2 separate regions of the Homo sapiens genome follow, and region 1 is linked to region 2. The links are chromatin loops, found by intact Hi-C in ENCODE. Cell type or tissue: heart left ventricle. All regions are shown on one strand. Links, peaks and the distances in the headings refer to the core of each region. The heading gives the core; the rest is flanking DNA. Region 1 overlaps ARSJ (arylsulfatase family member J). Region 2 has its middle 10 kb from the start of CAMK2D.

What was found. A loop is a pair of places that touch in the nucleus more often than their neighbours do. Peaks named below come from ENCODE experiments on the same cell type or tissue, not always from the same donor. Only the 100,000 strongest peaks of a DNase experiment are listed, where the experiment ranks them.
Region 1: a loop joins it to region 2, with 2.8 times the contacts of the local background. A loop is called at or near these places in 18 of 110 quality-filtered maps.

Annotation. Positions count from the first base shown.
Region 1 is chr4:113,905,922-113,911,307 of GRCh38, reverse strand. The region is part of intron 1 of ARSJ (arylsulfatase family member J); the gene reads left to right. Among named protein-coding and RNA genes, the nearest start is that of ARSJ, 71 kb to the left of the region's middle. In heart left ventricle, for the core only: a CTCF peak has its summit at 2,269 (motif pointing right); no DNase peak of the experiment used is centred there.
Region 2 is chr4:113,769,315-113,774,700 of GRCh38, reverse strand. No RefSeq gene overlaps it. Among named protein-coding and RNA genes, the nearest start is that of CAMK2D, 10 kb to the right of the region's middle. In heart left ventricle, for the core only: no CTCF peak of the experiment used is centred there; a DNase peak (open chromatin) is centred at 2,220.

The sequences.
Region 1 (5,386 bases), core at 247-5,246, 140 kb before region 2:
CAGCTCTATCCTCTAATACAGCACCCTGTCATTGAGCACCTACTTACCTCTATAGACTAGTCAAGATATGTCTGAATCTCTCCCCTTATATTCTAATATTCTAAATTGTTGATCTACAGAGACCCAAATTCTCTCTCACTTTTTGCATTCAAACATTCTGCTTCTCTCACTGAAACACTTTGTCTTCCCTTCAACTCTTCACCTGGATGGCTCCTCCTGCTGCAAAAATCATCTCAGATTCACCTTCCCTTGTGAATGCTCTTTTGTCCAAGTCGTTTCAGCTGCTTGCACTACCTGCTTTCATTCCACACTCACCCAGATACTCCTGAATGCACTGAAACTCAAATGAAACATGGCCCCTTCTGAGAGGTGTCCTGACTCTACTATGAGCACTTATAAAATGCTGTGGTTCTCTACTCTAACACTTAGTCCTGTCATAATAATCCTCTAATGGCTTGTCTGTTTCTCCAATTATACTGAGTTCCTTGAGAGCAGAGACCATCTTATTCACCTGTTGTAATCCCCAAAGCTAGCACAGTGTAGGAGAAGGAGTGTTAAACAAGCAATTAATTCACTTATTCATGAGATTAAACAACTAGGCATATATTTGTTGCCACAGCCCGCCCCACTTTCACCCCTTTCCAGAAGATATAATTAACTGAAAGATAAAATTAAGGCCCATAAATAGAATTTATTTATAGACAAGAGAGTCTTTTGGAAGGCAGTCATAAGCAAACACCTTTCAGAATATGGAAAATTAGTTATATTCTTCCTACATAAATATCCAAGTGATATTTGATTTGTAAACTACAGTCTCTTGCATTTATTTCCTTCCCTTCAAAATATGAATTTCTACTCCACTATTGGCCTATTTTTTACTCGCTAACCATTCTGGACTTTAAAGTCTGCATAAAAGTATTAGTATTCATATTTTATCCCACTTACAAGAGTACATTAAATATGTAATTAGGTTAAAACAATAACATCTTAGACAATATTTTCAGACAAAGAAGAATTCATAGACTATAGTATCCAGCACCCAGTAATACAAATTAATACAAAAAATTATATACCTTCACATATTCTAATGCCAAGCTGAAAGGTCTACTTAGCATTTTTCTTTTAAGTTGGCAGTAAAGTGAGAATGATGGTGATTGCTTTTAACAGATTTGGCAACAACTCTAGGTTTACTATTATTCATGTGGAATTTTCTTCACATGGTAGCCAGACTGTGACAAAAAAACTTACTAAATTTCAAAATTATTTTATTTTTTAGCCAAGGTAATACAAGCATTTGGAATATATTATATGAAAAATCTATTTTTAAACTAATTTCATATTATACAAATAAATGTTAAATATATAATCGATGTTTGTGGAATCTTCCCTATGAAATATCTGTAAATGATATTATAAACTTGGTACTGTGAAGCTGTTCTGATGTTAAATGGAGACGCTTTACTGACACATTGAGCAGTAGTCTTTGACTCATGGATTCTTATAGTTAGGAAGAAGCTTAGAGGTGTAGTACTCTGTTCTCATGCTGCTCTAAGGATATACCTGAGGCTGGGTACTTTATAAAGAAAAGAGGTTTAATTGACTCACAGTTTCACAAGGCTGGGGAGGCCTGAGGAAACTTAACAAACATGGCAGAAGGGAAAGCAAACACATCCTTCTTCACATGGCGGTAGGAGAGAGAAATGAGAGCCAACCGAAAGGGGAAGCACCTTATGAAATCATGGGATCTCATGAGAACTTACTATCACGAGAATAGCATGAGGAAAACTGCCCCCATGATTCAATTACCTCTCACCAGGTCCCTCTCACGACATGTGGGGATTATGGGAACTACAGTTCAGATGAGATTTGGGTGGGGGCACAGCCAAACCATATTAGAGGTCATCTAGCACTTCGTTTCCAATTCAGGAATCCCTTTTACAAAATCCTTGGCAAATGCTTATCTAGCCTGTTTACTATTTTTTTGTTTGTTTATTTTCTTTTTTAGAATGTTATTTTCCACAATGGGTTGAAATCAGCCTCTTTATAATATTGACCATTAGTCCTAATTCTATGCTTTGAAATAAAACAGAGAGGAGTTGAACTATCCACCACTCTCCAGGTTATAAAAGCAACAAATCTAGAAATCATTCCTAATTCTTTTTTTTTCCACTCCTTCTGTACTTCTCTCACTGATTTAGTCCTATCAGTTCTAAATCTAAATATACATTTCATCCATCTACCTCTTTCCATTTTTACTGCCACTAGATGGTAGTCCAAGCCACCATCATCTTTGACCTAGACAAATCTAAACAATCTCTAAACAATCTCTTCTAAACAATTAGAAGAGATTGTTTAGAAAAATTCTTTTCTAAACAATCTGTGTTTCAATTCTCATCTTTCTAAAATCCACTTTCTATACCAGTGGTCTCCAAATTGGAATACATACACCAAAGGGTAATGCAAGATGATTCATTGGGATGCAAAAAGAAATAAAAGAAATTCTACTTACATTTATTTTTATCTCATCCCCTTTAATTTCTATTCTGTGTAAGTTTTATAATGTTCCTAAATTAATACAGTATGCATGAGTGTAATTTATAAATAAGTAAACGTGCATATATTAGGGGAACATGCTTAAATATTGAATACTATTTTTCAGATGTGTTCTAATTAACATAATGGGATTATTACTCGTCAGAATTTGCACACTGCCTTTATATAGATTAATTACAACTATAGCTCTCATTTGTCTCTTGCTTTTTATTAAATTTGTAGTCTGATATATTCAACTTCTCAGATCCATTTATGTAGTCTTATATAGCTGACGTGTAAAAAATGGATTTTTAAATAAAATATCTTTTATTTATCCCAGTTAGATTTTCTTACATCTTGTTTTAAATTTTGAGACAATCTTATAGAAAAATTGCAAGTGCAGCACAAATAGCATTTTTCCTGAATTAAGAGTTAAGAGCCAACGTGATGTCCCATCACCCTCAATACTTTAGTATTTCCTACCAACAAGAGTATTCTCCTGTGTTAGCCACAAAACCATCAAAATCAGGAAGCATTGTTATTCCATTTTAATCCTGAGATCCCATTTAAGTTTTGCCAGTTCTCTAAATACGTTCTTTATTGAAACTATTCCAATTCAAAACCACATATTGCATTTAATTGTCATGTCTCCTTAGTCTCTTTCTTTTAATTCCTTCCAGTTTTTATTTTAGGATCTAGGGGTTTACGTGCAGTTTTGTTACATGGATAAATTGCATGTCACGGAGGTTTGGTGTACAGATATATCGTCACCCAGGTAGTGAGCATACTACCCGATGGGTAGTTTTTCAAGCCTCACCCTTCTCCCACCCTCCATCCTGAAGTGGGTCCTGGTGTCTTTTGTTCCCTTCTTTGTGTTCATGTGCAATCAAAGTTTAGCACTCACTTATAAGTGAGAACATGTGGTATTTGGTTTTCTGTTTCTGTGTTAATTCACTTAGGATAATGGCCTCCAGCTGCATCCATATTACTGCAAAGGACATGATTTTGTTCTTTTTTATGGCTGTATAGTATTCTGTGGGTTATACGTACCACATTTTCTTTATCCAATCTCCTATTTATGGGGATTCAGGTTGATTCCAGGTCTTGCTGTTTTGAATAGTGCTGTGAGGACTTATTTTCTGAGTTGTTTTTCTTTCTTTTCTTTACTTTTTTTCAACTAAATGAAACACTCCTACCTGCCCCACAGACTTGTGGAGGCCAGAGAAGAGCATATCAGTAAAAAAAATTTTCATATTATATTCACTTTCATTAAAGTGTAAGATTATCATTCTTACCCCCAACTAAAGTGCTAACATACAGTTGATTTTTCATTATTTTATTGAAAAAGAATAATAGGCAGCCCTTTCAAATGCTAAATCATTCCTAAGCTATTTACCTAATGCTGATCCTTTTTAAAAAAAGACAATGAAGCTAACTTGGCAGGACTTTTCTTTTTTGACTTTGTCCCATTTGTTATTTTTGAAATGCTTACAAATCACATACTTTAAAAAAATCATTCTCAAATTTTTCTGGGATCAACATAAGTCTCACTATCCGGTTTACAAATCCTTCCTTTCTTTAATTGGAAAGTTAGAACAGATTTGCTTCTCAAGACTTCTGGCATCTTTCCTCTGCTCCTTGATTTTTCAAAAAGTACTGATATTAACTCTTAAAAAGAACAGAGAGTGCATCGGACTTTGCCACTGTTGATCAAGAATCAGTTTCACAGCCTGGTGGGGCAGGTTGAGGGTGCTGGGGAGAAAACCACAACTTCTCTACATCTCTATTTTCTCATCTATAAAATGAACTTAAAAAATCTGACTTCTCACTGTTGCAGTGAAACTTAAATGCAATAATGCATATAAAAAATCTATAAATTAAAAAGCGTTATGCAAATGTTAGTGACACCGATTCAGCATTCTGGGATAATTGTTAAAGCTATCGCTGAATAAATATACCTTCCTTACTAGACTCTGCTCCCTTCCAATGCTTGCAGCAACCCAATATGTATTATTATCCCTATTTTACAGATGAGGAAACTGAGGATCAGAGGGATTAAGTACTTCCCAAAACCATACAGGTAATAAGCAGTGGAGCAAATTCAAACCCAGGTCTGTTTGATTCCAAAACCTACACCCTTAACCCACACCCCAAATTACCTGAAACTTCCTCCTATTCCACCATAGAGGCTGGAACTCATTTAAGCAGGAGCTGCTCTGAAAACCTCTTCCCTGTTATAAGCTGCTGTCAAACTTTTATGTTGCTGGTTTTAAATTTTCCAATTTAAAAACCATTCTACTTTCTAGAGAAGACAGAAACCTCATAGTTGATTAGTAGCTCTGAACTCCTATTTATCTGCAGACGCTACACCATTTTCTGAAAGCAGCAAACCTCTTCTTACTTTCTTTTTTTTCTGCAAACGTTTCCTGTATTTTATGTTTTTCATAAGCCTCTTTTCCTGTTGCCTTTGCCAATAGGTGAGAAAATGACCAATTTAGTTAGAAATGCTTAACTGGTTTACCATTTGATGAATTAAATAGACATTCCAGTCAAATCAATTTTCTGCATAATTATTTTGTTAATAACTGATCCCCATAAATGATTCCCAAAATTTTTACCCGTATAGATGTTTCCCTTTTTAATTTCCTCCAAGTTTCCATTAATGGGTATTTACTAATTTGTCATGTACTTGTGTGAAAAATTAGTTTTTTTTCTAATTTTAGAAAACATTCACTTGTGTCTAAAACATTCACTTGTTAAAAAATTAGTTTTTTCACAATTGAATGTTTTGGATCCTGGACTGGACCAAAAATTATCAAGAACAGGCCAGGTGCAGTGGCAGTACTTTGGGAGG
Region 2 (5,386 bases), core at 267-5,266:
ACCCAGGAGGTGGAGGTTGCAGCAAGCCGAGATTGTGCCACTGCACTCCAGCCTGGGTGACAGAGTGACACTCTGTATCAAAAAGAAAAAAGAAAATGAGTTTGTCTCTAGTTGCTGGGATATGCAGTGAGGATTTAGGAAGTTTATCATTCCTTTCCCCTCCTTACAACTTAGTCTAGATTTGCAGACCATTACTTGAATTATCTTAATATAAAATAGAATACTAAATTGGGGTATGGAGGTACCAGAACCAGGGAGAGGTAAAAACTAAAGGTGATCCCTAAAAGGAAGAGAGGAAAGACGGGCTTAGCCAAACTTCTATAGCAGGACATATTATAGTAACTACAGAAGTAGTGTGTTTAGAAAACAAGTCACCAATCTCTCTGGAAAAGCAGTGCTGACTGGCTGATATTATTTGACACTTAGGGACTAGGGTTGCTAATTAGCAAAGAAGGAAATTCAACTGATTTTCCTCAGAAAACAAATTACTTCTACAGTCCATTTGCTCACTTCACACTGCTCTTCCCCTTAAAAATCAGCCAAACTTAAATAGCTAAATATTTTCAGCATTGCCCATCTGAAAAGTATAGATATCTATGAGTATCTAGCTGTGGCATAGGAAATGAATAAAAATATGGAAGGTAATATGCAGTGATTAAAAATACAAGCTTTGGGGCTCAGCCTACCTGAATTTGCTTCCTTACTCAGTCACTTCCTTTGAACACACATGACTGTGCCCGTTTCCTCATCTATAAAATGAGGATAATAGACAACTATCTCAGAAGGTTCTGAGTCATATAGCAAACACCCAACAAATGTTACCCGTTACTATTATCTTAGATATTCTTGAGTATTAAATTTGAATTGACCCATATTTTCAGTGAGAAAGTTATTTAAACATTTTGTACCCACGTTTTCTCATTCATAAAATGAAAAATATTATATATCTTACCAGATTACTGTGAAACTAGGCCATGCAAAGAAGTTATTCCTGGTCCCTATCCTATTTCCCCATCACCAAATCTCAATCACAGAGCTTACAAATTCCGCACTTCTGATTCTGGAATCTACATTCTAATACACAAATATACGTAAATTCAGAAGTTGTATTTCTTTGTAGTACTCCTTGCTTTTTACTGTACAAGTAAAATATATTCAATGAAGGAAAATTTTAGGCAGGGCGCAGTGGCTCACCCCCGTAATCCCAGATGTGTTCGGAATTGGTGGGTTCTTGGTCTCACTGACTTCAAGAATGAAGCCACAGACTCCAGCAGTGAGTGTTAAAGTTCTAAAACATAGTGTGTCCGGAGTTTCTTCTTACGGGTGGGTTCGTGGTCCGGCTGACTTCAGGAGTGAAGCTGCGGACATTGGTGGTGTGTGTTACAGCTCTTAAAGGCGGCGCATCTGGAGTTGTTCGTTCCTTCCTGTGGGTTCGTGGTCTCGCTGGCCTCAAAAGCGAGGCTGCAGACCTTCTAAGTGTTACAGCTCATAAAGGCAGCACATACCCAAAGAGTGAACAGCAACAAGATTTATTGCGAAGAGCAAAACAACAGCTTACCCAGCACTGAAGGCGACCTGAGCGGGTTACCTTTGTTTGCTTGGGCAGCCTGCTTTTATTCCTTTATCTGACCCCACCCACATCCTGCTGATTGGTCCATTTTACAGAGAGCTGATTGACCCATTTTACAGAGAGCTGATTGGCCCATTTTGACAGGGTGCTGATTGGTGCATTTACAATCCTTTAGCTAGACACAAAAGTTCTCCAAGTCCCCACCAGCTTAGCTAGACACAGAGCACTGATTGGCACATTTACAAACCTTGAGCTAGACACAGGGTGCTGATTCGTGCATTTACAATCCTTCAGCTAGACATAAAAGTTCTCCAAGTGCCCACCTGACTCAGGAGCCCAGCTGGCTTCACCTAGTGAATCCCAATCCCGGCGGCGTGGAGCTGCCAGCCAGTCCCCCACTGCACACCCAGCACTCCCTGCACTCCTCAGCCTTTGGGCAGTCTATGGGACTGGGTACGGAGGAACAGGGGGCAGTGCCTGTCAGGGAGGCTGGGGGAGCGCCAAAGCCCACGGGGTCAGGGGGAGGGCAGGGGGCTCAGGCATGGCAGGCTGCAGGTCCCAAGCCCTGCCCCGCGGGGAGGTGCCCGAGGCCCAGCGAGAATTCGAGTGAGGCACCAGCAGGCTGGCCGTGCTGTGGGACCCGGTGCACCCTCTGTAGGTGCTGGCCCGGGTGCTAAGCCCCTCACGCCAGCTGCTCCAAGTGCAGGGCCCGTTGAGTCCGCACCCACCCGGAGCCCACCCGGAACTCATGCTGGCCCGTGAGTGCCGCAGCCCGGGTTCCGCCAGCGCCTCTCCCTCCACACCTCCCCGCAACCAGAGAGAGCCGGCTCTGGCCTTGGCCAGCCCAGAGAGGGGCTCCCATGGTGCAGTGGCAGGCTGAAGGGCTCCTCAAGCATGGCCAGAGCGGACGCCAAGGCTGAGGAGGCGCCCAGAGCGAGCGAGGGCTGCTAGCACGTTGTCACCTCTCACCAGCACTTTGGGAGGCTGAGGTGGACAGATCATGAGGTCAAGAGATCGAGACCATCCTGGCTAACACAGTGAAACCCCATTTCTACTAAAAATACAAAAAAATTAGCCAGATGTGGAGGCAGGCGCCTGTAGTCCCAGCTACTTGGGAGGCTGAGGCAGGAGAATGGTGTGAACCCAGGGGACAGAGCTTGCAGTGAGCCAAGATAGTGCCACTGCACTCCAGCCTGGGTGACACAGCAAGACTCTGTCTCCAAAAAAAAAAGAAAAAAAAATTAAAATTCTGGGCCCAGTGCAGTAGCTCAGCCCTGCAATCCCAGCACTTTGGGAGGCTGAGCTCAGTAAGAGGATTGCTTGAGCCCAGGAGTTCGAGACCAGCCTAGGCAACATAGGGAGAAAAATACAAAAAATAAAAACATTAGCCAGGTCCGTTGTGGTGCACACTTGTGGTCCCAGCTACTCAGGAGGCTGAGGTGGGTGGATTGCTTGAGTCCAGGTGATTGAGGCTGCAGTGAGCCATGATTGTGGCACTCTGCATTCAGGCCTGGGCAACAGAGACAGAGTGTGTTTCAAAAAAAAAAAAAATTCTAAAAAAATTATTCTTATTTCCACCTCCATAGGAGGTAATCATAATTAAAAATAGTTTTACTTAGAGAACTGAATATCTATCCATCATCTATCCATGTAAACAACCAAACACAAAACTGAGGTTAAAATATGTAAACTTTTCAATAACTTTAATTTTATTAATATATTGTGACACTTTTCTATCACAATACTTCCCTACAGCATAATTCAATGCAATAATAGCTTTATATATTTTATGGTATGACTATCCCAGTGTTTCTGAACTTCCTATGTTTACATTAACTCCCCAAAATATCTTTAAACAATCTGTTAATAAAGTGCTGCAAATAGGATACCGTCTTGTTAGAATCCTAGTGCTTTAGAAGGAAACTAGAGGTGAGATATTTATAGCATTTAAAGTCTGGCCTCAAGTGGCTTAATAAAGTCTTTCTCAAAGGGGCATTGATTGAGAATTGGGCAAAGTTCATGATCTACTAGTTTAAAATTGGTGGAAACAGTAAAGTAAGTCTTTATAACTAAACTGTTAAGCAAGCTACTTGACCAGGTGACAGGGTCCTCTCTCTAATAACTTGGTCTGATGGAATTGCCTGAAGCAAACAGTAATTCATTGATTTGTGGTTTTATATTTCCTGAGCAGAATTTAAAAACAAAAAGACCCCAGTCATACCAACATAAGTGCTCTACAGTTTTATCTAATTTATATTAACACAGAAGTTATCAATTGTCAATTTTAAAAAATTTTTTACTATTTATTTTCCAAATATATTTTAAATATTCATTGATTTATATTTTTACTACCACCACCTAAAGTCTAGCTATCACTTTTCCTTACCTTGCCTTTTAAAGTCACTGCTGATAGGGAAAATTCATTTTCCACCAGATAGTGATAATGAACTCTATCATATAGACATGTCACACCCATTCTTAAATCCTTTCAGTGTTTGCACAGTTCTTCGCCTAATTTTAAGTGCCCCATGAGACACTCTTCTGCCCAATTCTATAGAATCATTTCCCTTACTACACTCTTACCACATCAGACCCACTTGGTTCCTTGAATTTGTCCTGTTTCATCTACTAGAATGCTTTTCCCTGTACTTTCTCTTTAATTTAGTTATTAATATTAACTATTTAACTATTATAAACAAAATAATAGGATCCTTTGGATCTCATTTTGCTCATACATTCTCAGAAAAACCTGTGCCTACTCCACCAAGACAAATAATACACATTCTCCGTATTCTTCCTTTATATTACTTAATTTTTTAATGAGTAATTGGTTTAATGCCTATTTGTCCCACTGAAAAATAAACCCTATAAAAGTGGAGACACTATTTTTTCCACATTATATTCTCAGAGCACCTGGTCTAACACACACACACACACACACACACACACACACCAACTTATAGAATAAATGTTGCAAAATTAATTACAACAGTCTTCATATTTAAGCTGTAGGGGTCCTTCATTTTGTTTTCTATTACTATGTTGTTTGACAACCCACCATAATTACCTCTACCTTCAAAAACACCTTTTCACTCTTAAGTTGATAGCACTTTTTCCTTGTTAAACAAACCAAGCAGTTGTGAAAAAGAGGTGTTGTTCACATACGAGTTACTAATTGAGGCTCTTTTTTTTTTTTAACCACTGATAAATGAAACAGAAAAACATTAAAAATGGGAGAGCTTTAAGGATAAAGATGCATCACCTTTTTCAGTGGTATTGTCATAACTTTCAGAACCTTTAAAAATCTGTTTTCCTCATTGAATGGAAATCATGTGTGGGGGAAGTGGGGGAAGAAGGCGGGGAAAATAGGAACAAGAATGTAGTGTTTTTTTTTTTAATTATTTAACTATAAAGATACTTGTTCTGGTTGGAGTTGGGCCATTCTACAACACAGCTAACTCTCAATTACCACACTCATGGACACAGGCACAATAGACAAAAATAAAATATGGCCTTAATGCAAATCACATATTTTCATTTAATCGTAATTTTATTCTTAAGGTTTAAATTACAATAAATATTTGTATAGCGCTTTTGATTTTAAAAATTTGTTTCCATACTTTGTTTTAGATAGGGGAGGATAAATTACAGAAACAAATAGAATCCTCAAAATTCGGTTCCTTAAAGAACAGGAAGTTTATTTCTTTGGTCAGGGCAAGGGTTCCATATTAGCAGCAGCTCTGTTGTATGAAGTCTTTCAGGGCCCCAGGCTGACAGTGGTTCTGCAATCTTCAATATGATACTTATAAGATTGCC